4 separate regions of the Mus musculus genome follow, and regions 1, 2 and 3 are each linked to region 4. A link is a loop called in an ENCODE intact Hi-C map of the cell type or tissue named here. Cell type or tissue: left cerebral cortex. All regions are shown on one strand. Region 1 overlaps Dgkb (diacylglycerol kinase, beta). Region 2 overlaps Dgkb (diacylglycerol kinase, beta). Region 3 overlaps Gm34923 (a long non-coding RNA gene). Region 4 has its middle 110 kb from the start of Dgkb.

Evidence for each region. Hi-C counts contacts between places; a loop is a spot of excess contacts. Peaks named below come from ENCODE experiments on the same cell type or tissue, not always from the same donor. Only the 100,000 strongest peaks of a DNase experiment are listed, where the experiment ranks them.
Region 1: it touches region 4 in a loop (13-fold over the local background); 33 of 42 quality-filtered maps call a loop at or near these places.
Region 2: a loop joins it to region 4, with 2.5 times the contacts of the local background. A loop is called at or near these places in 2 of 42 quality-filtered maps.
Region 3: a loop joins it to region 4, with 6 times the contacts of the local background. A loop is called at or near these places in 14 of 42 quality-filtered maps.

The regions. Positions count from the first base shown.
Region 1 is chr12:38,111,426-38,119,425 of GRCm38, forward strand. Dgkb (diacylglycerol kinase, beta) reads left to right here. Exons shown (of 26, transcript NM_001361686.1): 6 at 3,108-3,248. Among named protein-coding and RNA genes, the nearest start is that of Dgkb, 230 kb to the left of the region's middle. In left cerebral cortex, a CTCF peak has its summit at 3,987; a DNase peak (open chromatin) is centred at 3,961.
Region 2 is chr12:37,975,514-37,983,513 of GRCm38, forward strand. Dgkb (diacylglycerol kinase, beta) reads left to right here. Exons shown (of 26, transcript NM_001361686.1): 2 at 6,242-6,497. The coding sequence starts at 6,428. Among named protein-coding and RNA genes, the nearest start is that of Dgkb, 99 kb to the left of the region's middle. In left cerebral cortex, no CTCF peak of the experiment used is centred here; DNase peaks (open chromatin) are centred at 3,198 and 5,571.
Region 3 is chr12:39,491,449-39,499,448 of GRCm38, forward strand. All of the region lies in intron 2 of Gm34923 (a long non-coding RNA gene), which reads right to left. Among named protein-coding and RNA genes, the nearest start is that of Gm34923, 32 kb to the right of the region's middle. In left cerebral cortex, CTCF peaks have their summits at 2,589 and 4,973 (motif pointing left); DNase peaks (open chromatin) are centred at 1,883, 2,565 and 4,964.
Region 4 is chr12:37,770,522-37,778,521 of GRCm38, forward strand. No RefSeq gene overlaps it. Among named protein-coding and RNA genes, the nearest start is that of Dgkb, 110 kb to the right of the region's middle. In left cerebral cortex, a CTCF peak has its summit at 3,218 (motif pointing right); DNase peaks (open chromatin) are centred at 2,670, 3,308 and 3,456; H3K4me3 peaks cover 547 bases; H3K27ac peaks cover 562 bases.

The DNA.
Region 1 (8,000 bases), 340 kb after region 4:
TCTTTCACTTAAAATATTTAAAATACGATAATGACAAATGTACATTCAAGCTCGCTCTTATTTTCAAAACGTTATCAGCATAAAGACAGAAACATTTATTTATCTTCACACAAACACAATAATAACATTTTCATTCAAAAAGTGATGCTGAAAGTATGTAAACTCAAAAAGTAGATGGCCATCAGCCTGCTACTAAGTAGAGAGAAACAGAGTAGCTGCCAGTGAATGAAGATATTTGGACAATGATTAAAATCTAATGTTGATGGTGGCCATGGTTGCCCAAGTCTATGAACAGGCAAAAAGCTGTTTTATTGAGCTGCACATTTTAAATAGGGAAATTACATGGGACATAAATTTTATGTTCATAACAAAACATATTTGCCAAAAAAAGTGTTGTGAGCAGAAATATGTATGTTTATAGACTTTCCCACAATATACACTGTACACTGAAATGAAAAGGAAATTGTGTGTCCCTTATAGTCTCCATATGTTACCTTTAAAATAGTATTATGGAAATGGATAGACAGACACCTTAACTCTTGAAGAAACATGTACAATGTAGCTTTCTTTTAAATAAATTAGACAGTATTATTCCCTTTCTCCTTTGTTCTATTTGAGGACTTTGTGTTAAAGAGGGGAGTGGATTACGTCATTTCAGGACCCTGGACTGGGCATTTGGGAGAAAGGTTAGGTCCAAAGCTGCATGACTCATGGCATAGTTTATGACTGTAATTTACTGTTTTGTGCTCCAAATCTGGAACTATGGCCACTTCCAGGGTCATGACCACAGTGCCTTCTATCATAAGTTAGAAGCCGTGATTTCTGCAGCTGGGTAAGCTTTAGTTGGTATAATTATTTGGAAACTATTTAAACCTCAGCATTATCTCGGATTTCTCCTTCCCTTGAAGTAAAAAACAAAAAAGAACTATTGGTTTGTATTGTGTATGTAGTGTTCCTTGCATTATGAAGAAAATTAATTTAGAAATGTAGATCTCACTGGAAGGAGGTAAAGAAGATCCCACAAGTGCATTTTGTTGTTGTTGTTGTTGTTTTGTTTTTTGCAGTAGATTCAAGTGGACATTACCCTGACAAAATTAGAAGTAATAGAACTAATGTAATTTTTCATATAAAATGTTTATATTGCTAGAAAAGTCACAAATTGTGTGTGTGTGTGTGTGTGTGTGTGTGTGTGTGTGTGTGTGTCTAGGTTAAGATGTAAATTATTTCCCTTACGTCCAATAGTGTCTATAAAGGAAAATACTACCTAGGTTTGCAGGGTTGAATGGGAAAGACGATCCTTGTATGGCTGGCAGTGAAACTCGGAGACAACCTTATTCATGAGCTATTTCTCTTCTGTCAAATGAGGATGATATAGTCGACCTCACAAGGTTAACATGAACATTAAGTGAAATGATGTGTGAAAGGCCCTTTTAGTGCTTCTAGCCTGGTATTAGAAACGCTCTAAATGAGACCTATTATTAGAGGTCACATCAAAAAAACATAAGCTTTGAAGACATTCTGCAAAGCCTTGCAGTTGATATTTGAGAATATCGAGATGGCCAGATGAGATGAGAAGTGCATAAAACAAAAGTCAGAGTTGCAAACAGATCTCTCAGGGAGATCCATGCCAAGGAAGGATAGCTAGTCAAGCTGCATTTGTTCGAATTAGTCTCCCTCAGCTGTTGTCAGACTAAGAATCCATGAGACACTCAGTCCACTGACCAGTCCATTTGACCAGTCCATCCTGGTCAAATCCTTCTTGTCAAAGTACACTTTTGTTACAGTTGATGTTTGCATCAGAACTTTTCAAGTGCTCATGATTTCATTTCAAAGGCTACTTTGTGTGATGAATCTTCTGTGTGAAGAAGCCCTGTTACATTACCATCAGCACACTGTGACCACTGTGATTATTGTGAGCAAATATTTAATTTCCATACAATGGACTTAGAACAGGGCAATTCATAAGATTCCTAAAATCAAAGGGTACTGAGATAGCCCAGCAACTAAAGGTACTTTGATCTGAATTCCAACCCTGGACCTACAGGATGGAAAATTGAAAGCAATAACCAAAATGATGCTGTGATGTCTATGTATGTACCATAGCATGCACATGTGTATACACACACAGGCATACACACTATAAATAAATAAATAAATAGATAAATAAATAAATAAATGATAGATAGGTAGATACATAGATACATAGAAACATAGATAGATAGATAGATAGATAGATAGATACTTAGATACATAGATACATAGATAGAAAGAATGTAGAATTTTTTAACATTTGGAAAGTAACATGAAGACTTTAAAAAATATCAAGACTCAATGTTTAGATCTAACTGGCTTATAATTAACTGCACCGGCCTTCAATTCTATACATCAAGTGAAGACCATATTGAAATCACACAGCCATATATGCTCTGCCTTTTGCCAAAATACCTATCATGCTGATTCCAATTTCTCTTTGTATTCTGTTTATTCATACTGTCGGATAGTATGTTGACAGAAGGAATTCTTATTTATGGTGTTGGCAAATACTTGACAAAATATGTATTTTGTGAGTGATTATTTAAACCTGATATATTAATCATAATAAGACAGACTCACATTGCTTCTTCAGTTTTCATGAAAGGGCAATTCTGGATATATATATATATATATATATATATATATATATATATATATATATATATATATAAAGCTTTTGTCACTGACTAATACAAAGAAAGGAAGATTAGCAATGGGTTCCTTGTGTGATATTTCTTTACATTTTCTTACACACCGAGGATGCTAAGCTCACTCTCACATCCTTCATTGGTAGACTGCTTAGCCCCTGCCAATGGACTCTGGAAACATTCCTGTTTGTAGCATTCACAGCATACATGGAAAGTTACTATATTGGTGTTCTAGTGCATTTGATTGTCTTATACTTAATAAAGACACACCACACACAGACATATACATGCACACACACACACACACACACACACACACGTGTTCACAATATCTAGTGCAATTTCTTTTGGTCATTTCATACTTGAGAGCACAGTGAATATTTTAGAATATTTTAAATATTTGAGTATAAATGTTTTTTTTTCCAGGTCTCAGGATGAATAAGGGTGCCATCACCCCTCCACGTTCCTCTCCAGCAAATACATGCTCCCCAGAAGTGATCCACCTCAAGGATATCGTCTGCTACCTGTCTCTTCTCGAAAGAGGAAGACCCGAGGATAAGCTCGAGTGTACGTTTTGGTAATTCTGTTTATTCACCAAGCTGGAGTTTGGAGGAGAGATTGTGTATTGATGTAATCATACCTGCCTAAATTGTTTGTTCATTTAAATTAACTTGCTTAAAACAAACAAACAAACAAACAAAAAACAGCAAAAGCAAAACTCAAAAACCATAAAGACATTTGTCAGAGTTAAACAATAAAAATGTTATTATTTAATGTAAATAAAATTGTATCCCAATTGTATACATATGCTTTATTAAGAAATGTTGAAGTTTGATTAGTGTAATGTGAAATCTATGTTAATCTGTCTATCAAATGTCTCCTAAATGTTTTATCCTCAGCTCTTTTGAGTTAATAAGAAGTAATTTGAAACTTTGAAATGTTTGACGGAGCATTTATTCCCTTTTCTGAGGAAGAGTTTCTTCCAAGCAGAAAGTGAAAATAACCCCTGCCCCCTCTTGTGTGCATACATACACACACCTACACAGACCCATGCATCCTAATTCCCCCAACACACACACAATTTACACTCTGCTCCCTGGCAACTTCCCTTCACCATCATGTTAACACTGTCTTTGACATAGTGCAATTCATCAAACCCTGATATATAAGGCTTGCTTCTGCATACTATTACTAATCAAGCAATATCTTTGTTTTCTTTTGCAATACTACAGGTAGGAAATTTCTGAGCACCTTTTTAATGCTCTTTAATAAATTGTAGTGACTGAGCTCTCCCTGGTGGTAACATGTGCACATTGCAATGAAAGAGCATAGCCTTCAAATGACTGTAACTGTAAACCTCATAATAATCACAGCAGGTGATATATATTCAGCAACTAAATTAATCAGATTACAGTAAAGATTTAAATGAATTAAAAATTTTACTACCAAAATGAAATTAAAGATAATAAAACCATACTTCTATATTGCTTAATAAAATTAAAATTACTCTAATGTATTAGAATTGTAATTACAAAATGTTTTAGTTAAATTTAATTGTAACTCTTTGATAAAACTTCTCACAAGGGAAGAATTTACCATGATTATTTAGGAGTTACACCGGCTTAGGATATGAATAAACCATATGAATATTATTCTTTAAATATATATTTATTATTCATAAACATTGAGTATTTGCATTTCAAGATTTATTTTGTATTCCTAAGAACGTGTAGAGATCTCTCTCCTTCCAAAGTAAACAGTGGATTTCTCTTGAAGTGACAGCCAAAGGGAAAGTTTGCTCAGGTGTTGCCATTGCTCTGTTTGTGAGGACGATGACCCCCTGATTTTGTGGCCATCACTCTGACTGAACAGAAAATGATTCAGGAATTTTGTGTCTTTACTTTTTCTTTTGAAATGCTTGATATTTTTCTATATCAATTACTAAAATTTACCCATCAGCCAATTTCTCAAGAATTTGTAGTTTTTAACCTGTTCTCATTTGTACATTTAAAAATTTCCAACATTCTTTTGCATTTTTATTTTCTACGGTTATTCTTGGTAAGTTGTACATTAATAGTGTCTGATGAACTACACTGGTACTTTCAAGAGGGTTATGCCGTATTAAACATAAGATATATAGGAGAATTAAAAAGAAGAAATGGTGATTTAGAAGGACCAGATGTGGAGGCGATAAGGAACATAAAATAGTTCCTAGTGAAAGAGAGAATTGAATTTGGACCTTCCTTTGAGGTAGTTAAACGAAATATACACACTTTGGTTTCGGTCAGACATTCCCACATAGTCACCCACCAGAAGTAATTGCCAGACCTGGACACATGGGTTACTCAGTGCCCCGCGATGTGCTACCTGATAATTGGCTGATTAAAATGAATGGGCATGAGTTACTACTGCTTTTTGCCCCAGAGCCTCATTACGAGGAGGGATGGAGCACACAATTTCTTCTCTACAGTGACTTCGTACCACCACCACCAATTTACCTGAATGGACTGCTTTCCCCAGCATTGGTATTTCTGAGTCTTTTCTGTTGATAGTTAGACAGAGAGACTACCTTGTTTGCAAAATCCACGAAAAGAAAACATAGTCTACCAAAATGACGATTCTGACAACTGTCACTTTCCTATCCTTGTCCAATTTCCCTTTCAGTCTTCTTTTATTTTTATTTTTCATTTTTTTGTCTTGTGTGTGTGTGTGTGTGTGTGTGTGTGTGTGTGTGTGTGTGTGTGTAAGACTTGGCTCAAAGTCGCCACGATTATAAAGAAACAAACCATTTCTTCACTGGCCTTTCCTTAAACCAGGTTTTATTTCTTTGTGAACACCTGCATTATTCACCTAGAAAGTGCACATCTGTGCTGGGGTTGGAAGAGGATTCCTTTCTCTTTCCTGGAAGCTACCTTTTAGCTGGCTGCGTGGGTCCCACCACCAGACACACAGGCACGAGCCTCCTGTGCTGCAGTCTGTCCTGCACATTCACTCTGCCTTTCTTTCCCAGTTTCTGACCTGGCCCACTGAGAGTTGATATCTATCTTAAATTATAAATACTCTTTCTATTTCCTAGTAGGACATCTTATGTTGACCCTTACGTCTTGCATTAATGAGAAATCAACAGGAAAGCAATTGAGAAGTGGATACTTGTCATTTAGAACCACCATGTTGTCACTGTATGCAATCTTTCTTCTTTTTTTTATTAGATATTTTCTTTATTTACATTTCAAATGTTATCTGTAAAGTTCCCTATACCCTCCCCCGCCCTGCTCCCCTACACAGCCACTCCCACTTCTTGGAGTTCTCCCATACTGGGCCATATAAAGTTTGCAATACCAAGGGGCCTCTCTTCCCAATGATGGCCGACTAGGCCATCTTCTGCTACATATGCAGCTAGAGACACGAGCTCCAGGGGTACTGGTTAGTTCATATTGTTGTTCCACCTATAGGGTTGCAGATCCCTTTAGCTCCTAGGGTGCTTTCTCTAGCTTCTCCATTGGGGGCCCTGTGTTCTATCCTATAGATGACTGTGAGCATCCACTTCTGTATTTGCCAGTCACTGGCATAGCCTCATACGAGACAGCTGTACAAGGGTGCTTCTGAAATGCATTACCAGTAGGCCCTAAGAGCCATTCATCTGGTCAGATTTCTTACCGATTGTGAATAAAGGTAATTGAAGCCACCATCCTCCTTACTTCTCAGAGGTCCATGACTTCTTAGCTATTGCATGATCGTTGTCCACTTGACGACGTATTAGAAGTATAAGCTGCTACTTCTGCTTTCCACTGCTGCTTTTCTTATGGGAGATTTGAAGAGAATGGGAATAGTTTCCATTAGATAAGATTCGGTTAAAAAAATTCTAGGTACTGAATTTTTAACTCCTACCTTTAAACTTTAATATTAATTGTTAAAAGGCAGAAAACTGAAATTTAAAGATTGAAGAACTCCCAAATTAAAAAAATCACTAAAATATATACTTTGTTCTGTCTAATAATTTCTAGACAAATTCAAAGGCTATATAATTTGCATTGTGATATATTCAGCAACAAACATAGATAGCCTTTTTCAAAATTTTTGAAAGTGAAAAAGTTTTAGAAAAATAGAGATTGTCTCATCTTACATAATGTGCCTCTATTCTGACCTTTTAGTTAGATTCAAGTGTGGGCACATAACTGTCTCTATGTAAGGTAAAATGGCATGCTTGTAAAAATAGATAAAAAGTGAGCTAAGCTAGCTCAAATTTGCATCACAGGTCCTCACCTTTGAAACATCACATTGATAGAACAATCTCAATTTGGTCTTATTTTATTTTGGCACTGAAACATCTATAAATCTATATTGGTTTCAAAATTAAAACCTGATATTTAATGACCTTCTTTACCTCAAGGCCTGTCTCTACTTTTAAATGTTAACAAAATGAATCTTACTAATATTTGAGGTTCAAATGTACTTTCACCAATATTGTTTGGAAAGATGGTTTTAAAAGAGAAAGTCTTCAATGGCTTATCAAGTAGACTAAATTTTTTTTCCCATGGACCTAAAGCCTGCCCCACCCTTATTGGTTGATTTCTCTCTTTCTGTATCAAGTGAGTTTTCCAATTCTTGCCTGTATATTTTACTTGAGCACTTGTGATCTTTTGCAATTTAATTGATAATCTCTTCTCTATCCCTTATGAAATGTGTTACATTCTCTGGAGACATTATTTTAATGTTGCACTTTGAAGGCAGAGTTAACTTTTTGTTTCAATTTACAATTATTTTCTTCTTTTGACACCCCCCCTCTCTCGTTCCATATCTAGCATGTATTTTTGCATCTTGTTATTCCCATTTTATCGACTTTTTCTCAGCCTTTCAATATTTGTACCCAGGAGGAATTATGCACCTGCTCCTATTTCTAGTTTGAAATTTTTTTTTTCATACTGGGCCTCCTTGAATTCAGCTGCCAGTGGTCGCACAAGTCCTACACATTTGAGTCGTTTGAGTTGGTTTTACAAGCACTTTCTCCAGTACAGACAGAGTTACTGTGACCCTACTTCTGAAACAGAGTTGGGTGTATTTGTTTCACCTTGTTCTTGGTTATGGACGTTTTTCTTGGTAGTCTGTGATATCTTTTCACTTATAGAAGTATTTTTTTTTTTTTTTTTTAGTATTTCTACTATAGCATCAAATCTTGACATGGTTACTGTCTACTTGGAGGGTTTTTTTTTTCTTTTACTTACACCATTTTCTTCTCATTTATTGAATATTTGAGAGATTAACCACATGGTTGTATGTGTTGAAATTTTAGCGAACCATAATTTCATAGATTCACGTTTT
Region 2 (8,000 bases), 200 kb after region 4:
TTTAAAAATGTAACTTATCATAGTTTCTTTTTTTATTTATTTTAAATTTATTTTATTTATTTACACTTCAAATATTGTCCCCCTTCCAGTTCTCCCCTCCACAACTTCAACTCCCCCAGTCCCATCTCCCCTCTCTTTTGCCTCTAAAAGGGTGCTCCTCCACCCACCCATCCACTCTCGCCTCACTGCTCTAGCATTCCCCTACTCTGAGGGCATCAAGACTCCACGGGACCATGCTCATCCAGTTCCATTGATGCCAGATACAGCAATCCTCTGCAACATATGTAACTGGAGCCATTAACCCATCCTTGTATACTTTTTGGTTTGTTTAGTCCCTAGGAGCTATGGGAGAATCTGTTTAGTTGATACTGCTGTTCTCCCTATGGGTTACAAACCTCTTCAGCTCCTTGAGTCCTTTCCCTAACTCTTCCATTGAGTTCCTGGGCTCAGTCTTGTGCTTAGCTCTGAGTATCTGCATCTGTATTGGTCAGGTGCTGGCAGAGCCTCTCAGGGGACATCTATACCAACCTCCAGTCAGCAAGCACTTCTTGACATCAGCAATAGTGCTGGGGTTCGATATCTGCAGATGGGATGGGTCCCTAGGTTGGGTGGTCTCTGGATGACTTTCCTTCAGGCTCTGTTCCAATTTTTGTCCTTATGTTTCCTGTAAATGGGAACAATTCTGGGCTAAAATTTTTGAGATTGGTGGGTGGCCCCATCCCTCAACTGGGGCAGCGTCTATCTACAGAAGGGTCTATTTCCCTTTGTTGGGTATTTCTGCTAATGTCATCTCAATGGGTCCTGGGAACCAATTGCTTTTCTGGTATCTGGGACTTTCTAGTGGCTCTCCTCAATTCCCTACCCCTGACTGTTACATATTTCTAATCATTTTTCGGACTATGTGGACTTCTATCCTGTCTTTTTCCATACTTTATCTTGCTTTGTTTTTTCCCTCTCCTTCCTCTTTCCCTCCCATAGTTTCTAATCTTTAATTTATGCAGCGGCATTACCTAAATTACATCGTTCACCTAAAGAAATTTTGGAGTTCCAGTTAAACCAGCACCATTTTTTGAAGATACTTTCTTTTATCAATTATATGGTTTTGCCTTGTTTGACAAAAATTAAGTGTCTATAGATGGGTGGATTTATTTCAGCGTCTTTGATTTATCACATGGTCATCTCATTAGATGCTGGGAAAGCCTTTGACAAAGTCCAGTGCCCCTTCATGTTAAAAGTCTTAGAGAGATCAGGGATAGAAGGCACATACTCAACATAATAAAAACACCATACAGTAAGCCAGTATTACTGTACTGTACTGTATTATTTATTACATCAAATTAAATGGAGAGAAACATAAAGCAAAATCGGGGTCAAGACAAAACTTTCAACCTTCTCCCTAGCTATTCAACACAGTACTTGGAGTTCTAGCTAGAGCAATAAGACAACTAAAGGATTAAGGGCACACAAATTGAGAAGAAAGAAGTCAAAGTATTGCAAATTATGGCTGATATGATAATATACATAAGCAACCCCTAAATTTCTACCAGAGAAATCGTCCTACAGCTGATAAACATCTTCAGCAAAAGTGAGTGAATTCAAAATTAACTAAATAAAAAATATGTAGCCCTCCTTTATAAAAATTATAAATGGGTCAAGAAAGAATTAGGGAAACAACACACTTTACAACAGCCAAGTATAATATGAACCCTTTACAACGGCCAAGAATAATATGAAATATCTTGGTGTAACTCTACCCAAGCAACTGAAAGACCTATATGACAAGAACTTCAATTTCATTTATCAACCTGTCTGTTTCTTACCAATACCATGCAGGTTTTTGTTTTTTGTTTTTTGTTTGTTTGTTTGTTTGTTTGTTTTGGTTGTTTTTTTTTTTTTTTTTTTTTTTTTTTTTTGAGACAGGATTTCTCTGTGCCGTCCTGGCTGTCCTGGAACTAACTCTGTAGACCAGGCTGGCCTCGAACTCAGAAATGTGCCTGCCTCTGCCTCCCAAGTGCTGGAATTACAGGCATGGGCCACCACTGCCCAGCAACCATGCGTTTTTTTACTATTGTTTTGTAGAACAGCTTGAGCTCAGGGATGATGGTACCTCCAGAAGTTCTTTTGTTGTTCAGGTATCCTTGGTTTTTTGTTTTTCAATACGAAGTTGAAAGTTGCTCTTTCAAGCTCTGTAATGAATTGTGTTGGGATTTTTATGGGAATTGCATTTGATATGTAGAGGCATTGCAGTTTGCTTTGAGAAAGATGGCCATTTTCACTATGTTAATCCTATAGGCCCAAAAGCATGGGAAATCTTTCTCTCTTCTGATATCTGCAGATTTAGTCCTCACTGAGAGAGGATTTGCCTAGTTCTCCTGGGATGATGTAGTAACCAAGTTGGGCTCCTCTCCCTTAAGGAGGTTGAGAGAAGCAATGAGGGAAGGGATTTATAAGGGTAGGACTGGGAAGAGAGGAGGTGGGGGAGGGCTGTAATCAGCATGTGAAGTGAATAAAAATTATTGGAAACAAAGAAATCTGAAAGTTCAAGTGTCATATCTAGTTAAATGAATAAAGACTTACAAATTATAGAATTGGCACCCTATTTGACCTGATTATAATTTCACCGAGCAACCTACAGGATTACCTGCTCCTGCACCATTACTCATTCCTATTATTTCCTTTCCTTTTGCCCCTGCTCTTCAAACAAAGCATTTGTGGTTCTTGAGGTTCTGGCAATATTTTCTGTCATCGTAACACTTTGAATTTCTAAGCATGTTTTTCTTAAATTCTCCAGTATGTGTTAATATTCACTATTTTTTATTCAGCGACTGGAGTTAAGACATGCTGACTTCATGTCACTATTTTAAAAAAAAATACCCTTTTCTGTGGCTGACAATCTGCAGATTTTTTTATCTGGATATTACTTGATTTTTTTTTCTCACAAGGACATTTAGTCCTTCCTGTAATATGGAGAATGTTTTTAGCTTAGGTACAATGGGCCAAATAGTTTTTTTCAAATCCTCCAATGTAATTATTTCCTGCCACTAACTAAGCAAAATGGCACATCTGTTGACTAGATGAGAAAGCCAGAATTAGACTGCTTTCCTAAAGCCAGCACAGTGGTTCCCTCCTGGCACTCCTTTCATGTGCCTAAAGAAAACCTTCTGCAGGGGAACAGGAGATCTGTGAACACACCATGGGGATCCCCAATTGAATACTGTCACGTTCTTTCTTTCTAACCATTTGTAGGAGGCAGAGACTGTGAGAAAGTGCTGCTGTTATTTTCAACACCTTCTGTGGCTTGAAGCATAGCTGTGTCTCTGGATCTGATAATTATACAGGCTAGATTTCTTTTTTTTTCATAGGCCCAATGTTCACCTAGTTAAAGATTTTAAGCAAATGCTATTTTCCTGCCTGCACGTCACTAATTAAAATGAAGAAACTAAAGTTTCAGTGAGCTGAGTTGCTTGTACCATCTGCACAGTATGGCTATGGTTGGTCACAGGTTCTGAAATTGCCCATCAACATACAACACTATTCTCTATTTATTTGAATAAAATGATTTACTACCAAATTTTTAACTTAGTTTACTTAATATGTGTCTCCTCACAAAAGAACTAAGGACTACTTGAGTTGGATTAGGCTTTATATGTTAATTACTCATCATAACTGGTTAGTCATAATTCTGGAAAAGTTTCAGACTGACCTCTGAAAGCATTTTAGTTCCTGACCATCTAGGGAAAACAGGGGAATTTGGTAAGCAAAGGAGAAAGCCTGAAAATCCAGCTAGGCACAATTTTAAAGGGAATTATATGAAGACAATGATATAACACATTCTTTTTTCTATTTTTCTATTATGTAAGATTAATGAGCTTTTCATCAATGTTGGGTCAGTCCTTCATTGTTTGTTGCAGTGTTTTAGATACTAAACATAACAATTTTTAAAGGAAAATAAAGGCCTCCTGCTAGTTTCTCTATTGAACATGTCTTAGCTCTGATAAAACTTTACCCATAAAGTAGGAGAAGGCTTGAATTTGTTCTGCTATTGGTTATCATCCTTTCACAGACTAATTTACTGAGCTCTACTAAGCCCACAGCTTGCTTTCTAACATTTATGTCCACAGTACAAGAAGCTCTTCTACCTGTACCCAGCATGTCACCAGGTAGGGAAAACGATAAGAAGGTTTAAAAGCACACTTACCTGGTTTTTATTCTAGCAAACCATTATTGCATGCTTCAATCTTACCTTCTTACATTTAATTGGACAACTCTTTCTTCTGGAAGCCTGGTAAAATAATCATTTAAACGGAGGTGCACTCTCTGCAGTTCTGCTACCAAGGGTGCTAGTAGAGACTGAATGGACTGAGATTTGAGATAGAGACTGTATGATGTTCCAGGATGCCAGATACCCTGTGTCAGTTTTCTCACTAGATCCAAGGTCAAAGAGCTTATTAGAGTCAATGCCTGTCTCCCAGAACTAAAATGGGAAGACTGTGTGGAATAATACAGATGATGCATGCTGTATACTCTCTTCAACAGCCGATATATTTTAAACATCAGCACTATTTCCATCTTCTCTGTCTTTGGCTCTTTGCTATGTCTTCATTGAGTAACACTCAGGGATTCACCAAGCTTTAGTAAATTATCATCACGAGATCCAGTGATTATAGTGATCTGTCCACTTTATCTGTGATTTGTTTTAAGAAAAAGATTAATGTATATTAACTGTACAGATGTATGATAGCATTGGTATGTCTTTTACATTTTATTATTTAATAAAGGGACATCATTAACTTATGGAAGCAACAAGAACACAGGTGAGTCAGGCTCAGATGAGAACAAGTGTCCAAGTGTTTCTGGAATGATTTAGTTGTAGTCATTTTTACCCTGTCCTTCAACTACTGAACTCAGTATCTAAAAGCCTGAAAAGGAGCCCATTGTGAAGCACTTAAAGAGACAAATGGAACTGAATCATCTATCTCCCCTTTGGGTAGAGAGGACAGAGTAAGTCACCTTATGTGAGTGCATGGAGCAGGAGAGTAGCAGAATCAGGGTGAAATTGGTGTTAATAATGTAATCAGCAGGCGGGAACTGATGGAGATACAGATATATCCATTAATATCTCCTGACTGATCTCAAATAGCTTGGGCATTTGTATTCATATGAGTTTCATTCATCAATTAATAAAAAATATTTTCTTGTCATATATTTCCTTTTTTTGTTGTTTTTTTGTTTGTTTGTTTGTTTGGTTGGTTGGTTTTTTGGTTTTTCAAGACAGGGTTTGTCTGTCTAGCCCTGGCTTTCCTGGAACTCACTTTGTAGACCAGGCTGGCCTGGAACTCAGAAATCTTCCTGCCTCTGCCTCCGGAGTGCTGGGATTAAAGGGGTGCACCACCACGCCTGGCAATTGTCATACATTTTCTAATATGCAGTTTTAGAGACAAAGTAATTTTTCACCAACTTTAATTTCTATAACAATTCCAATGCCAGCCTGGTTGAGTACTAAGCAATTGATTATAGTCTCTGATAAAACACTGAAACCAGATGGAGCTCACTTTTTTTTTCTTTATAAATTTGCCAGTGAATCTAAGCCAGTGACAACTTGGGGATTTATTTTAAAACGTGATTCACACTAGAGTCATGTACTCTCATTAAGGAAGTCTTTCAGGCATTTGGAAATACTTGATTTGGCACATTTATTGAAAAAAAATTAAGGTTATAAAACTGAAAGTATTTTCAATTTAATTACTATGTAGCAATTTTATAGAACCCTCCTAATTGACTTGCATGCAACACCATTAGAAATCTAGCTTTTAGCAAGTTATTTGTCTCTGTGTGTGTGTGTGTGTGTGTCTGTGTGTGTGTGTGTGTGTGTGTGTGTGTGTGTGTTATTGCTTAGATATTTAAAAACGATGTTCTTGTCTATCCTTGAAATATGGACTTTTAAAACTAAACACATATAAATGGACTTTGATCAACATACTTTGATTAAACAAAATGTTCTGCACATTTTGTATTCTCTATTACATCGATTTTATGTGACTTGGTATTAGAGAAAGAACATGGGATGTCATTAAAGAAGGAAGAAGTAATTAAAGATTGAAAAGTATGCAGATTTAGATAAACCCATAATGTATTGTTTAGGAGATACAATGCTTACCATTTTACCCTTATCCTTTAATCCTTACCATTTTTCTTTGTGAATTAATACTAATCTTTTGATCTTCATGTTTTCTATTCACAGTGTTTTAACAAATTATTGAAACTACAAAGATCAACAGCAATTTCATTTGGAAAGAGTGTGTATTCTGGAAGCCAGAGCTATTTCATCATGAAACACAACTTGTAAAATCTTTTAAATTTAAAGCTTTGACCAAGACCTGGAAAAGAAAGTCTTCATCCACTGTGTAAGGACCTCATCACCTACACCATGACAAACCAGGAAAAATGGGCCCATCTCAGCCCCTCAGAATTTTCCCAACTTCAGAAATATGCTGAGTGTGAGTATTCATATGGAAGATATAGTCTATTTTTTATGTATTTGTTAAATAATGTATGATTCATTATAAGAATAGATCACAGACCCTGTTTGTCTTGGGAACAGATGCAGGCATGCTCTTTGTATTCACAAATAGGTCATTTTAAGATTGCCTTTTAGCATATAGATAGATAGATAGACAGATAGATAGACAGACAGACAGACAGACAGACAGATAGATAGATAGATATGGATATAGATGATATAGATATGATATAGATATAGATATAGATAGATAGAGATAGAGATACAGATAGAGATGAAAAGTTCGATTAAATCAAGTATCAGATTAAAAAAACCTAGCATATGGAATATAAAACTAAGCCTGGTAAACATTGCTGGTAAAAGAAATAAAAGAGTAAACTAAAAAAAAAAAAACGTAAGGTTATTATTATTGGTTTTTTATTTTGGTTGCTGTTTTCTTTTCCTTGCTTGTGAACATATCCATTCCAAAAAGACTAAGAGAAAGAATTGTGGGCACATTGCGCTTCCACAGTTGTGCCTAATCTCAATCATAAATTCCAATGAAAGAGAAGATCCCAGGAATTTAAGACCAGGTGTTTAATTAGCTCTTCAAATGATAAACCAAGATAGTTCACTGCATAGTACAGTATTTCAACATAAGGTTCAATATATGTGCAGTAAGGGTTTATTTATTATAATTTTATGAGATGACAAATTGATGATTAATTCTGAACTCTATAAAAACTAGTTGAGATTTCAAGATCATCAAGTTTTCTGTCCTTTCTCATATCATTAAGACAACAAAAGAAATGTTAATTACTCTATCAGGAGTTTCCCAGCTAATTAAGAGGAAAAGTGATTAGAGTGCAATCTTGTGTAATAAATTCTCATTAATAAGAGTAACTGAAAATATATTCCGGATGTGATGATTAGAAGTAGCACACTTTGCTCAACATCAGTACATACCATCAGCTTATTAGACATTTAAAGATCACAGTCTTTATCTTATAATACAACATTAGAAATTGACATTCTTCCATAGCCCATCAGGGAAGTACCATATTGAAACAGATTTCTTAATATCTAGTTTTTTAATCTTTCCTCAACAAATTGTTATTTTAAATGCCATAATGAGTAGTCTTTAATATGTTCTTAAACTATTGTTAATTTTTTTAACATGCATGTCAAGTAATAAATAATGTTTTGTGTGCTATGGGGTAGTAGAGTATGGCTGTGGAGAAGAATGAATGATCTCATTAAACCCCCCAAAGCAAAATTAAATCAAATTTATACCTAGAGAATACAACAAACATCATCTCCTTGTTTCTTACCTGATTATAAATTCTCCCCATATTACTACAATAGACACTTAACTCCAATGCCTATCAAGACCTCTTGGCTGTTTTCAAAGTGAACAAGAGATGAATAGTGTGAAACTGGGATAGCACCCCCTGTAGTATAGTCGGCATACCTGAAGGTGTGCGCTGAATTCCCAATCCGA
Region 3 (8,000 bases), 1.7 Mb after region 4:
AAATTTAAGAAACAAAACCAGAAAGATTCAATGACATAAATCATGTGGTTCTTAACACTGATTTAGACAACATTAGCATATTCTTGGCAGCTTTGAAATCCCTCAAACTGCAGACAGAAAGCCACTATACCCAATTGATACAGTCTCAAGCTATGCAATAAAAATCCTTATATAATTCTAGTGTAATTAGATTAATAATCACTGCTATAAAATTCTAAGAAGGACATTTAAAAAGCCCCACAGGAAGGCATTGTATCTCAACCAGAGAAAATTGGAGGAACATCAGAAATGACACCTGCACAGGGCTTTGGAGGATGAGTTGGTCAATCCACTTGAGAAAAAAGCCTGGCTACTGAAACATCACTGTGTGATAAGTGTGCATTTCTGGGGAATATGTCACCCACACTACCTACTAAGAAATAAGAACATAGAAGAACATGGCTCTGAAATGTAAGCCTCGAGTTTTTGCTCCCACCATTTAGTCTTTCCAGATATGTGCGACACCTCTCTGTCACTAACAGTGACTTCCTGAGAAGCACTGTAATGAGTGTGAGTGGCACTAGCTATACTGGGAACCCCCAGTATCCACAGAAGACTGCACACAAGTGTGTGTTACTCCATTTCCAAGGAACCTGACATCCTTTTCTGGCCTCTGCACACATGCAACATTCACACACACACACACACACACACACACACACACACACACTTGGCGGGGAGGGGGGGAAGGGAAGAAGGGAGAGAGGAAGGAAGGAAATTTTAAAAGAACATAAAAACAATAAAGGATTAACCTTAAAATATTTAGCAAAAAAAAAAAACCTGACATTTTAGGGAAGTTTTGTGAAGATTAGAAAAAAACAAAAACAAAAACAAAACAGTCTAATATGAGAGTGAAGGCTTAAGTTTCTGAGACCCATTCCCATGAGTGTGCACATATAAGGTCTTGAGAGAATAAAGTTTAACTTTGGTTTTTACATGGTCTATGTCATGGTAGGAAACTGAATTTTCAAGCATCCTGAATGAATACTTAGTCAATAAATAAGTTGTTTTGTAGGCTTTATACAGAACACTGGAAATACAGTGAGAAAGTTAAAAAAAAAAAAAGTTACAGGTTTCCATACAGTTGGTGCACATTGTCTGCTCTGGCACCTAAGGACATCCCTATGTATGCTCTCACTGACCCTGTGCACAGATATTCTGGACCACAATATTACACACAAGTGCTACAACACACAGATCGCATTTCTACCACAGGACAGTTTCCAAACCTGAATACTCTGCAAACGAAAGTCACAATATATGAAAGCATAATCTTTCTGGTTCTATCTGATAGATCTGTGTTAAAATAAAATGACAAATAATCTTACCACATGATTTTGACACATGAAAGTCATAGATTTTTTTTTTTTTTTTTGTAATTTAGCAACAACAAATAATACTAGGTGCTATCTTTTTGCAGAACTCATCAGACATTTAGGAACATTTAGCCTAATGCAATTCTGCTTTTCTCTATGATATTACATCTGTAAAGTTACTAAGTTCTTAACAACAACAACAAAAATTAAGCAAAATCTGAATAGAAAAAAATAACATATACTAGAATATAGGTAAAAAATATGAAACCTTTATAATTAAATATCATTTGAAACAATTGATAACTTCAAGGCTTTTTTTTAGTACAGAGGCTTTTTGGTGGCATTTAATAAAGAGAAAAACCAAGGGAAACAACACACGACTACTGGTATAGTTGAGACGCTTAAGCAACTTTGACTGTGGTGCATACATATGGTGTTATGCTTTGAGGAACACTGAATTATCTTGGCAGGAGTTACTTTTCCATTCTTGGACAATAACACTGGAACAACTTCCCAAAACATGCAGCATCTCCTGGCACGCACACCCCGTCCGTCTGCCCATTTGTTCACAGAGATTCTTTCTCTTTTCCTGCAGAAATGAGTTGCCCGTGTAGAGATGAAAACAGTGGACCAACAGAACCAGAATTAGGGCTTGCAAGAGCATCCTCCATTTAGGTCGACTGCATCTCTGTCATCGACTGACAAGTTTTTTACATGATTTCTAAAACCTCTGCCAGTACAATGCTCTTGTCACACTTACATTTCTCTAATTTTCCATAACTGATCAAAAATTGGTAAAACTTCATCCATGAAGGTTAGGGAATGTTATCTCAGTGCCATTTAAAATACTTTGAACAGTGCTTTCCTTCACAACTGCCATTAAAATAGCATGGGCCTACAAGAGTTCGATCCCACCCTTCTCATTCTGGGCACTGTGTTAATTTCCCCCCATTCAGCTATTCCAATATAACAAATGGGCTTTATCTCCTTGGATCAGCTCCTTCCTCTAATGCAGACAACTTAATGGATTTTAGGTCTAAATAGAGTATGGCTCGTTTCTGAGTATTAATTTCAACTTTAGTTATTGTAGAAATTATGTCCTCTCATGACGTGAACGACGCTGACCACTAAAACAGAGTGGCCTAATATATAACCCAAATTAGCAAATTTTGCCTAGGCAGCAAAGTTTAGTTGGCTCTAGTTTCCCTCTTGACAGGTCATTTTCAAAGCAAGTTCCCCATCTACTGGCAGGTCCCCATCATGGTTCTATCTTCCCATTGCTAATTTACTATATGCATTCGAGTAATATCTTTAAAAACAGTTAATTTTCTCTTCTCATCCCACTCTATGTCATGGATGCATGTCAGGTTTATTTTCTCTGTTAATGTATGAATTTGACACCTTCAAATAGTCAAAAGAGAATTCACTTTTGATTGTTGTTGGAATAAAAACAAAGGAGAATACTGGACATAAAAAGCTGCCTGTAAATTATAAACATGTTGTTAGTAACATACAAAGGGAGGCAAAAATTGCTTGCACAGGTTCCCTTTATTGTAGAACTGTACCAAGGAACATAATGGGTTTCCCTGTACTTAAAGCCATTTGTAGGGTGTAGGCCCTCATTCATGTTTCTCATCCAGTATTTGAAGATGGCCTCAGGGTGATATTTCTCACCTAGATGTACCATTTGATTAGGATCATCTTAGCCTCCTTTTCTACCCACTGTTACCACTAAAATATCCTCTTACAGTTGTCCCAGTGGTTCCTCTCTTGTTTTCTACTAATGCATAGGTCCTTATAGAATTACTGGATAAAAAAGGTATATCATTGTCCATGAAAATATTAAGCATTAGTGGAGATTGTATGAAAGTGTTTGTTATTATCACACAACTCTGTCCACCTGCTATTTCTATCTGCAAATTTCTGACATAGAGTTCTTCATTGTTCTTGTTTCTTGCACATCAATAAACAACAACAGCTACAAGACTTGGGGATCCCTCTGGTGCCACAAGAGTCCCCCCCCCCCCAAGTTACAGAATTCTGGTTTCTACAATGTAAATATTCTAATCTTTCTATTTTATAGGTGAGAAATATGAGAGTCATGAACAGAAAAAGTAGGCTTCCAAGCAAAACTTGGATGCAAATGCCCATCTGCTACTTAACTGCTTTGTTGTCCCTGGCCAGTGATGATGTTGCTAAGTGAGCACATTAATTCTGCAATGTAATAACATTACATTGTGAACTACGTATATAAAGATACTCATGATAGTAGGCCCTGAGTGACAGAAAAAATGAAAACAGTTTCATAGTGAGTTAAAATGAAAAAACAATGAACTCATCTTGAGGCAAGGTTTACTAGCCCAGGGACTCAGGATAACAATGTAGAATCAGAAAAACAAGTGAAAGCTGTGTCTGACCAGGTCTGTAGTAATTATCTGATTTCTCAACAAGTAGAAAATTTAAGTGTAATTAGTTAATTGAATAAATCTGTATTACTCCTCCAAGGAGTAATTCTGGCCATTGTTAAAATAGTAGTTATCAAACACATGATTATAAAATCATAATTACAGTTTTACCTGTATCATCTCAGACAGCTTAAAACTATGTGAAAAATATTCCAGCATATTGTTTTCTCCGGCTTCTACTCAAGATAAGTTTCTAAGATAAGTACTCAGTTGCTTCAAAGTAAAATTGACATCTGAGGCCCAGAAGGTGCATAAATCAGTATGGTAAACTATTTAAAAAAGAAAAAAAAATAATAACACGGGTGTTTTGTGCTAGGCTGTTGCTCAAGGCTCTCTGAGAGTTTCCAGAGAGCCACATGGTTTTGGTGAAACACATTCTAGTGTCTGTATTCACTGATGGACACAATGTCAGCTAATAACTCACCTCAAAGGACATGAATTGAAATGTGCAGTAAAAACATAGACACTACGAGCTTTATCCAACACAAATCTTTCCTAGTGAATTTCTCTTTCCGTTGTATTGACTTTAGAACACTATGGGTCTCAACCTTTATTATGCTGCAACCCTTTAATACAGTTCCTTGTATCGTGCTGACTCCCAACCATAAGATTATTTCCTTTCTACTTCACAGCTGTAATTTTGCTACGGTGGTGAATTATAATGTACATACCTGATATGCAGGATGTCTGATGTGTGACACCCAAGGAGGGGTCACAACTCCCTAATTGAGAATGACTCCTTTAGAAAGTCACTGCCCCCATCTCAATGTTTTGAAAATCAATAAACATTTCTCAAACCAAAAAGGAGAGGTTTTAGTAAATAAAAGAATAAACCATCATAACAGCTGTTTCAGCCTCATCGTGGAATCTAAGACTCCTAAACTTACTCTGTCAGCTAAACAATCAGCAGGTTTTAAGAACATACTTATCAGGATGGACACGTGCTCACAGCTTTTCAAACCCAACACTGATAATAAATGATATTTTAAATACAGTAATACAATAGTTCTTACTTATTCAATATTTAGAGCACTTCCATTAGGGCTTTTTAAAAATGCCTATAACAGCTTTGAATATAAAAGAAATTTGGTGGAGAAAACTTCACAGAACACTTGCCAATAATTTAAAAATTTTAAAAGGTCAATCGTGCCACCTAGTGGCTACAGATGGGAGCCATGGTTTGAAAGAAATGGTTTATGAAATCTAAATCATGTAAGGGTTTTGCATTGTGATTTTTTTTCAAAATATAAACAATGTAATTAGCAATAATTTACTAGAGTTATATTGTTTGAGCTACCTAGCAAAATAAATAAAATCATGATTATATTCTAAACCTCGCAGGTTATTTAAAATGAAAGAGACCATAAGTTTAAATGTAAAACAGAGACTCTTACCATTTTAAATAATAATAAGTAATATTCAATATTAGGAAAAATCAAAGAGTTTTTGCACTAGCTGTGACAATATAATCTGTAAGAAAATATGAAAATCTGGACTCATCATTATTTAAATCCTTTGCTCTACTGCATGGCATTGGTATAGAAACAAGCAGATTGATCAATGGAATTGAATCAAGATCGAGAAATAAACTAGCACACCTATGGACAGTTGATTTATAAAAAAAAAAGCCAAAACCATGCAATGGAAAAAAAAAAAGAAAGTATTTTCAACAAATATTGTAGGTCTGACTGGATGTCTGCATGTAGAAGAATGCAAATAGATCCATACTTATCACCCTGCATAAAGGCAAAAAACAAGTGGATCAAAGACCTCAACATAAAACCAGATATATTAAATCTAATAGAAGAGAAAGTGGGAAATAGGCTTAAATTCATTGGTACAGGAGAAAACTTCCTGAACAGATGACCAATGGCTCAGGCTCTAAGATCAACAATTAATAAATGGAACCTCATGAAACTGAAATGCTTCTGAAAGGCAAAGGACACTGTCAATGTGACAAAACAGCAACCTACAGATTGAGTAAAGATCTTCACCAAACCTTGATCTGGCAGAGGGCTAATATCCAAAATATATAAAGAATTCAAGAAGTTGGGCACCAACAGCCCAAATAACTCAATTTAAAAGTGGGGTACAGAGGTAAACAGAATTCTCCTGTGAATTTCATTGCTGTTAATAGCTGAGTAGTACTCTATTGTGTAAATATATCCATTCCTCTGTTGAAGGACATCTGGGTTCTTTCCAGCTTCTTGCTGTTATAAATAAGGTTGCTATGAACATAGTGGAACATGTGTACTTATTAGAAGTTGGAGCATCTTCTGGGTATAAGCCCAGGAGAGGTATTGCTAGATCTTCAGGTAAAAGTGGATGCTCCTGGTTCCAGGACTCCACCGAAAGAGAGTAGTCTGCACAGGTGAGAGTGTGCACTACAGAAGCTAACAGCTTCTGGGACAGGCGGGAGCCACAGAGATTCTGAGGCAGCACCCTTTTTGGGCTCCAGACATCCGGGCACCTTCCCGGCCAGAGAACAGGTATCCGCATGGCCCGGGAGGGCTTTCCCTCAGCATCAGCGGGAGTTATCTTGGTTCCGGGACTCTGCGAAAAGTAGTCTGCACAGGTGAGAGTGTGGACTACAGAAGCTAACAGCTTCTGTGACAGGCCAAAGCAACACAGCTTCTAGGAAAGGTCCTGTTTTGGGCCTTCATCTTCGGCCAGAAGGGAGGTCCAAATGCCAGATATCTGTGCACCTTCCCTGTAAGAGGAGAGCTTGCTGCAGAGAGTGCTCTGACCACTGAAACTCAGAGGAGAGAACTAGTCTCCCAGGTCTGCTGATAGAGGCTAACAGAATCACCAGAGGAACAATCTCTAAACAGAGACAACTATAACAACTAACTCCAGAGATTACCAGATGGTGAAAGGTAAACGTAAGAATCTTACTAACAGAAACCAAGAACACTCACCATCATCAGAACCCAGCACTCTCACTTTGCCCAGTCCAGGGCACCCCAATACACCTGAAAAGCTAGACCAGGATCTAAAATCATATCTCATGATGATGGTAGAGGACATTAAGAAGGACTTTAATAACTCACTTAAAGAAATACAGGAGAACACTGCAAAACAGATAGAAGACATTAAAGAGGAAGCACAAAAATCCCTTAAAGAATTGCAGCAAAACCCAACCAAACAGGTGATGGAATTGAATAAAACCATCCAAGACATAAAAAGGGAAGTAGACACAATAAAGAAAACCCAAAGTGAGGCAATGCTGGAGATAGAAACCCTAGGAAAGAAATCTGGAACCATAGATGCGAGCATCAGCAACAGAATACAAGAGATGGAAGAGAGAATCTCAGGTGCAGAAAATTCCATAGAAAACATCGGCAAAACAATCAAAGAAAATGGAAAATGCAAAAAGATCCTAACTCAAAACATCCAGGAAATCCAGGACACAATGAGAAGACCAAACCTACAGATAATAGGAGTGGATGAGAACGAAGATTTTCAACTCAAAGTACCGGCAAATATCTTCAACAAAATTATAGAAGAAAACTTCCCAAACATAAAGAAAGAGATGCCCATGAACGTACAAGAGCCTACAGAACTCCAAATAGACTGGACCAGAAAAGAAATTCCTCCCGACACATAATAATCAGAACAACAAATGCACTAAATAAAGATAGAATATTAAAAGCAGTAAGAGAAAAAGGTCAAGTAACATATAAAGGCAAGCCTATCAGAATTATACCAGATTTTTCACCAGAGACTATGAAAGCCAGAAGAGCCTGGACAGATGTTATACAGACACTAAGAGAACACAAATGCCAGCTCAGGATACTATACCCAGCCAAACTCTCAATTACCATAGATGGAGAAAACAAAGTATTCCACGACAGAACCAAATTCACACATTATCTTTCCACGAATCCAGCCCTTCAAATGATAATAACAGAAAAAAAATACAAGGACAGAAACCACGTCCTAGAAAAAGCAAGAAGGTAATCCCTCAGCAAAACTAAAAGAACAGAATGCCAACTTTAGCAACACAAATAATAGGAAGCAACAATTACTTTGCCTTAATCTCTCTTAATATCAATGGACTCAATTCCTCAATAAAAAGACATAGACTAACAGACTGGCTACACATAATCCAATATTTTGCTGCTTACAGGAAACTCATCTCAGAGAAAAAGATAGACGCTACCTCAGAATGAAAGGATGG
Region 4 (8,000 bases):
GACTGCAGCTCCTGGGAGAAACTAGAAACCACATTATCTGGCAGTCACCATCAATATATCACCAATTAATAAGATGTATTCCTACAAATAGCAAAGAAGTCTATAAGTTTATCAGGGAGCCTTGAAACTATGGGGCTATTAAGTCATATAGTATATTGCAATCATATCAGAGAAATCAATCCCGAGAACTCACTGGACACACAAGACACTGTGATGACAAAGTCGCATGCCGATGTATCATTTGATGCCTGGGGTATGGGGCAAGAATCAGATTTGGATAATCCCCAGTGTCCATTCAGCCTGCTCAACTAACCGCCTACCTCTTCACTTGTTTACAGGTCTGGACCTGGGCCTGATCCATCTCCTGCTGCTGACCTGGCTGACTGCACCTTGTTACATTGAATTTTGCAGCCTTGCTCTCAAACCTGAAACCAACAGTTACCAGAAGCATCTTCCTCTTGACACCGGTCTGGCTCATGACCTTAAGTCTACAGACTTTGTCTCTGGTTATACCGAAGCCTTTTGAAACCTGCTGAAACTTCTTGAACTCATATTCATTCTTGTGTGTGTGTGTGTGTGTGTGTGTGTGTGTGTGCATGTGGTGTGTGATATGAGGGGTGATATCAGTAAATAAGATAGGAATAAAAAAAATCTGCATTCATCTCAACTAAGCCCCTTAGATATATGTACTTTATGACAAATTACTGTCATTGAACCAGGTAAACTTTTTTGTTTTATTGTTAAATTCTGACAATATGGACATACTATGTGTATTTCTCTCTTTCTGTGTTATCGGGACACTTATGATAAACAAGGGGAAATTTGTCTCAGAGAAGAGAGATCCCATGGTTCTGACAACTTGCCAGACCATCTTACAGGTTGAGAGACTGAAGCCCAGACAATGAGCCTTCAGTGGTGGGCAGAGCCGTACATGCCCAGGAACTGCTTAGGAGTTTATATCCTTCAGTTTTTGTTTAAATTTCAATTTCATTCCAGGAATGTAAAGAAGACAAACTTGAGGGGGTCACTGGATCTCTTTTTTTTTTTTTAAAGACTTTATTTATTTGTTATATGTAAGTACACTGTAGCTATCTTCAGACACACCAGAAGAGGGAGTCAGATCTCATTAGGGATGGTTGTGAGCCACCATGTGGTTGCTGGGATTTGAACTCAGGACCTTCGGAAAAGCAGTTGGGTGCTCTTACCTGCTGAGCCATCTCACCAGCCCGTCACTAGATCTCTTTGTTCCCCTTCCTGCTGCGGTCATATTGAATAGATAAAATCCCCTTTCTGCTGTCCACTATTAAAATGTCTCTTTGATAGGCATATTGGGGATTGGTGGTCACGGGTGATTGAAGGATCAGTAGATGTTGGCACGGGGAACAGTTGTAGACTTCTGGATTACAATCCTATCACAATGCATAACTCACTTCTGCTCCATATGTGTTCCCCTAGAGTGCAGTACCACAATAACAGAAATTATTCACCAAGGCAGAACTTCTTACTCCATTATTAACATAGGGCTATAATTAGATGAAGTGACTTCTAGTAGTCTGGAGAAATCTTGGGGGGATTAACAAGCATACTTGGGAACTACTACTATTACTACATCACTTTCTGGTTCATATTCTTTCCGTTCATTGCCTGACCCATATTTGTGATCAGCAGGTCTCAGTGAAGGAATCTTGGTACAATCAATCCCCCAGTCTCTAACTGGGACAGGCTTCACTTCACATCCTGGTTTTGGTACCTTGCTCTTCTCTGGCCACCTGTGTCTGACTACTGGTGAATATTTTAAACATCTGGGAAAGAACCTTTCTACAAAGCTATTTTCTTTAAAAAGTAAGGAGGTTCCATCCTTCCATTGATCACCTATTACAATAATTTTACGCTAAGAGATTGATGAAATGCCAAAAAATAACTCTGTCTCTATGTTTTATATGTCCCTGGCCATCTCTCTTAGGATCCAGGACTAAGTAAACAAGGTTTTTAGTGAGATACAAATTTAACAGCTGTTTCCTACTTCATGAAAATCAGCTTCTGCCAGTAATAACTGAAAGTTTGATGTGTTTCAATATATCTATCTCTCTTAGGAGACTCTTTTCTCATCCCCTTTACACATAGAAATTTGAAAAACATGCCTTACTCGCTTCTTAAATGTGACTAAAGCTGAGAATCTCACAACTGTTTAAAAAAAATATGTTTTGGTGAGAAAAAACAAACACAGCAGCCAAGCAGATGAAAAACGCTAGATTTCATACATAAAGAACCACCCTCAATTGCCATGCACTGTGGTTCTACACAGACATGTGGGGGTAATCATGTTGAGTGTAGATTAGGGTATGGCAAACCCACTGTGGACTTGGAGATCCCAAGCAGTCCCTCCCTGCACCAGCTCCCCCAACCCCTACATTACCACTGGTGATGCCAAAACTGTCCTATGCAGAAGAAGAGGAGAAACATTGATGGGAGGCCAAGCATCAAGAATGCTGAATCATCTGCTCTTTGAGGTGGGAGGGCATTCTCAAAATTTGTACATAGATGAAACTTCACAGAAAATAAAACTCCGCTTAGGCAAATCAGTCACAGATAATGACCAATACAAAAAAAATGGATGCTATATTCTGTGTAGCCTGGAAATGGACTGCCTGCCTTTATAGCCTTCCAGGAGCCAATTTAAGGTCTGAGTAGTGCAGTGAATCAGCGCTTGAGCAATACAGCAGCACCAAGAGAATCTTCAGAAGAGATGCAGTGTCAGATGGAGGGGATGGAACTAATAGAAATCCTCCTCATAGAGTATTAGTAGAGAAAGAATGGTCCATTACAACAGAATTTCAACCAGAGAAAAATGCAGACGTGCAGACGTACTGAAGGCTTTGCTGTCTCATGGTCAGTTGGGGTGAATGGGTGACTTTATGGGAAAGCGAAGATCTTGCTGAGAATAACCAAATCTAAAAAAAAAAAAAAAAAAAAAAAAAGTGAACTCATTCAAATTACTTTTGAAATAATTAAATTTACTACATGATTTAAGGACAAAGGATTGCAAGCATTAAAGTCTACTAATGTGTTTTTAACTACATACAACATTACTGAAAGATAACATTTCATGTCACTGATTCAGGAGTAAGAGAAAACGATATATATATATTTTTTTAACAGACTGAATTTGCAATCAAAAGATGCAATCATGGAAAGACCTATTGTAATTATACAAAAAGACCACCAGGGGGTGCAACGGAATAAATCTCAAAGCTCCGTGTCCAGGCACCTCTCCAACTCTTGATACACTGGATTCCAGAGGGAAAGGCTCAGGGTTTATTTTATTTTATTTTATTTTTTAATTTTGAATGTTCTTCTGCTGGTGGATGGTTGGCACCCTGCATTTCGCTGTGGGAATTCATTTCAGATTTACTTTATCTGGTTTCTCAGCAGTTTTCCTGTGTCGTCCATGGTTTGAGCTGTGATTTGAGCTGCAGAGTCACAAGCTCCAGCAAAGATGCATTGTCACACAAATTTTCTAAAACACTGCACATTCGTTTACAGTAGAGCCTTTCCTAGAACAGCTCTGGAGGTAGGGTTTTGGAAACTGGGAACGGTGTTTAAAATTAGACTAGGAGGGGACTTCGCTTCTTAGGAAAGCTTTAGGGACTAAATGACTCAGAAAGGGAAAACTGGAGAAGCAGGCGGGTCAGCACAATAGAATGTAATTAGCAAATGCAATTAGCATCAGCATATAAATCCCTCCCTCTTGACATTCTCCTCTGTATTGCCAAGGCAACCCCTGGCAGCCTTCTCCTTTCCCACCTCCTCCACTTAAACAGCTTCACTCCCCTTTGCAGTCGCTGACTTCACCCTCCTTGGCATTGATATTAAACAGGTTGCATCTAAATGAACTCAGGTGGGCCTGGAGAATGGGCCAACACAGGCAATGAAGTAAATGTGCAGAAAATGCAGGCCTGAGAAAAAAGCAACTTCCCCACACAAACTCCATTAGACAGCATTTTGTCACTGGGATAAACAACTGTCCTTTCCTGAACTCTGTTACTCGCCTGTGCTAACAGAGACATTTGATTCTCAAGAAAACCCTTTGAAATGCTTTTATTATGTACTTCTTAGCCAGGACATCATAGGAAAAGATAACAATAGATCAGTCTGATAATATTTGCCAGAATAAATCTCATGTTCTCTGCTGCCTCTCATTCTCATGGCACTAAGTCTCCCACCTCAGAGCAGACAGGAGTCATGAAGTGGAGAAGCAGAGGACAGGATTTGCACTTCTTGTGCAGACCCTCTATTGACACACTTCCTCTAAATACGCCCCACCTCCTTACCAGCATTTCCCCACTGCAGAAACACATTACAAATCTAGCAAGAGATCAATCCACCAGTTACCTGAGAATTGTCTCAGCTGTCAATGATTTCCCAAAACCTCATCAGCCGAGAACCAAGCCATAGTACACCTCTCTCCCATCTCTCCCTCTCCCTCCCCTCCCCCTCCCCCCCTCCCCTCTCACACTTCCCCTCCCCCTCTTCTCCCTCTCCTTCCCTCCCTCTCTCTTTCTCTTTCCTGTTCTCTCTCTCTCTCTCTCTCTCTCTCTCTCTCTCTCTCTCTCTCTCTCTCTCTTTCTCTCACACACACACACAGACAGAGAGAGAGGAGACAGAGAGAGGCAGAGAGAGAGAAAGAGAGAGAACACTATCTTTCTGTTTGGGTTGAATTGTCAGGAAATATTAACTTGCCAATGAGGAGAATATTGTTCCAATATAACATTGGAGTGAAATGGTTATGAAACTATGAGTTTCATTAGTTGTGTGTGTGTTCATGTGAAAATGATTTGCTTACACCTGAAAAAAATAATCAAAAGTCTCAAAAATTAAGAAAATGTTATTTTATATCATAAGGCCCTAGGAGATAGATTATTCAGGGTGAGGAGAAACCAGTAGTGTGATTGGAGAGGCAAAACAGAGTGACGCCTTTTCATCTTTCATATGAGTCAAGCGTAAAGTCAAATAACAAAAGTACAGCAGTTATTTGTCTAATATTTACATGATCCAAGATCCTTCAGAATGAAAGCCTACAGACCCAGGTTACAAAAGAGTCCATGTGCCTAGTGATAAAGTATGTGGACAGCCATGCAGAAATGCTACTGCATAGGGAAAGAGACATGGCTGACCTATGCTCACTGAAAGGGGAAACTCGGAAAGTCCTGTCTGTTTTACCTCCTCTTGGGCTTTCAGTATGGAACCTTTCCTCCCTTAAGAGATATAGGGCCAGGCTTATTGTAAAATGATCTGCTTTAAGATGAAATAGGTCTGAAGAATTCTTTGTGGGTAATATAAAAAATTTTCTTAAATTTTACTCAGAGAAGTGAATAGTGATTATGGTAATATAGCATAATATCCCCAGTCTTTATACACTGTATTTATAGAAAAAAATGTCTAATATATAGAGACATGGCTGTTAGTCTTTATGCTTATCTTGGGGCAAAGAGAATTCTATGTTTTATGACTTTCTTGGGGAAGAAAGAACAGAAGAAAGTAAGAGATTGTTTCTGGACACCATTCCAATGTCCTTCAGAGAACTCAGCATGCCAGAGTGTCTATCTTTGGAGTTATCACTTTTGGAGGCCAGGATAATTAAAGTCAGAGTTCCTCACTGTCACACTCTTCTGCCAACCTCACATTGTTGGCTTAGTTCCTTGGCTTTGTCCCCTATGAACACAGCATGATCTTGTGTTTCCAAGAATCATGTCCTTAAGTTACAACACCCAGTGTCCCCCAGTAAGGACAGGTGGTAGTAAAGGCAGAGTATATTAATGTTTTTTTGAAAAGAATCGATTGTTCCTGGATGTGTCACGTTTCTTGGTCCTCATCTTCGAGATGAATTCCAGGAGAATGTTACTACCTCCAGTGGAGTAGAATAGTAGAATAACAAGACTTGCCTTTGGTTTATCTTGAGAGAGTACGTATACACAGGACCAAAAGAAAAAAAAAAAAGAATCTATAAGTAATGAAGAAGTGGTAAATGTCAGATATTGTTATCTGGAGATGGAATAGGGAATGTGTTCAAGAGATAAGAAGTTAATTGGAAATTATCCTCTCTGTGCTTACCCATGGACCATAAGTGATATCTTTATAGACTTACTTCATTTTTATGGGCCTTCTGAGAGAGAATGTGGTGGGTAAGGAAGCAGAGTTCTAAGGGGACTAGATACAGACTGGAAAAGGTAAAGCTGTGGCTGCTGTAATTAGATTTACAGAGGAAGGAAGGGCCTGCAACCAGGAGACAGGGCACCAGTGTTTCTTGTCAGTTGATATTCTCTAATAAGGTAGTCATCTTTGCAAAATGGACAGAAGGTATTGCCTTTCAACTCTGAAGGTGAAATAAAAGTTTCTTACATAGGACAGGACACATGGTCTTTGTAGAAGGCAACCTCTTTCAATTGTAAAGGTAAATGCCCCTTCTTCAATTATCTGAGGTTGATCTCACTACTCTATTACTCTCTATGAGTCACACAGGAAGAGGTAAGCTACTCACTCTAACGTCCTGAAGCTAAAGTATAGAAATACCACTCAAAATTTTTGCTAAAATGGCTCTTCCATTCAAAAAAAAAAATGAGAAAGCCAGCAAGATAATGTGCTGGCTACATAAGTCTGACTACCTGATTTTTGACCTCTAGAACCAACATGGGACAAAAGAACTGACTATAGCAAGCTGTCCTCTGACTTCCTCATATGCACTATGGCATATATGTACTCATAAACATTCACAGAATACACACAGTAATAAAGCATAAATGCAAGAACCATTTCATTTTAGAAATGATCATAGAATTACTTTAAAGCATTGTAAGTCACAAATTGTAGTAATTTATAATAGCCCTGATGCTGACTGAGTAAAGTATTTATTTACAAATACAATAGTAGTAATTATGTGTTTTTTAAAATGTATAAGACTTGCAATATTTGTTTCTCCCAAGAAAAGAGTTTCCTATTGTTTGTTCTATGTGAGTTAATTGTACAATATTCTTTTAAAAATAAATAAAATTGGGGCTGAAGCTATGTTTCAGTGGTTTAGAGCACTGACAGCTCTTCCAGGGGTCTTGAGTTCAATTCACAGCAACCACATGGTGGCTTACAACCATCTGTAATGGGATTGGATGCCAGCATCTTGTGTATCTGAAGAGAGTGATAGCATACTCACATACATAAAATAAATATATAAATCTTTAAGAAAGAAAGAAAAAAGAAAGTTTTAAAAGCAAATTCATAAGCCCACTTCCTGCCATGAAGGAAGAAATGTTCCAACAAGTAAGAAAAACCAAGACAAGATCCAACCTTCAATTCTATAGCTCCATTTTACGTGTCACTTAAAGGTTTCAGTTTGCTGCATCTAAAACCAGTCTTCAGTGAGTCATTTTAAATAGCAGAAATTTTAATTATTCTGTTCAAGAGATCCAGTTATAAATTTGCTGAGATGATCTGACATATTGCCTCAATTATTCTCACATGCTGATTCTGTTAGTTCCTTCAGCACTCTCTCTATACACATATCCCTGGACTACTTCATTCCAGGCACAACTTTATGCACTAGAGATAGAGCTATAAACAAGACCTTGGACTTACCAAAAAGTATCCATTCATATGCATCTTTTACATATTAAACACAATATCTTTCCACGAATCCAGCCCTTCAAAGGATAATAACAGAAAAGAAGCAATACAAGGACGGAAATCACGCCCAAGAACAACCAAGAAAGTAATCATTCAACAAACCAAAAAGAAGACAGCCACAAGAACAGAATGCCAACTCTAACAACAAAAATAAAAGGGAGCAACAATTACTTTTCCTTAATATCTCTTAATATCAATGGACTCAATTCCCCAATAAAAAGACATAGACTAACAGACTGGCTACACAAACAGGACCCAACATTCTGCTGCTTACAGGAAACCCATCTCAGGGAAAAAGACAGACACTACCTCAGAGTGAAAGGCTG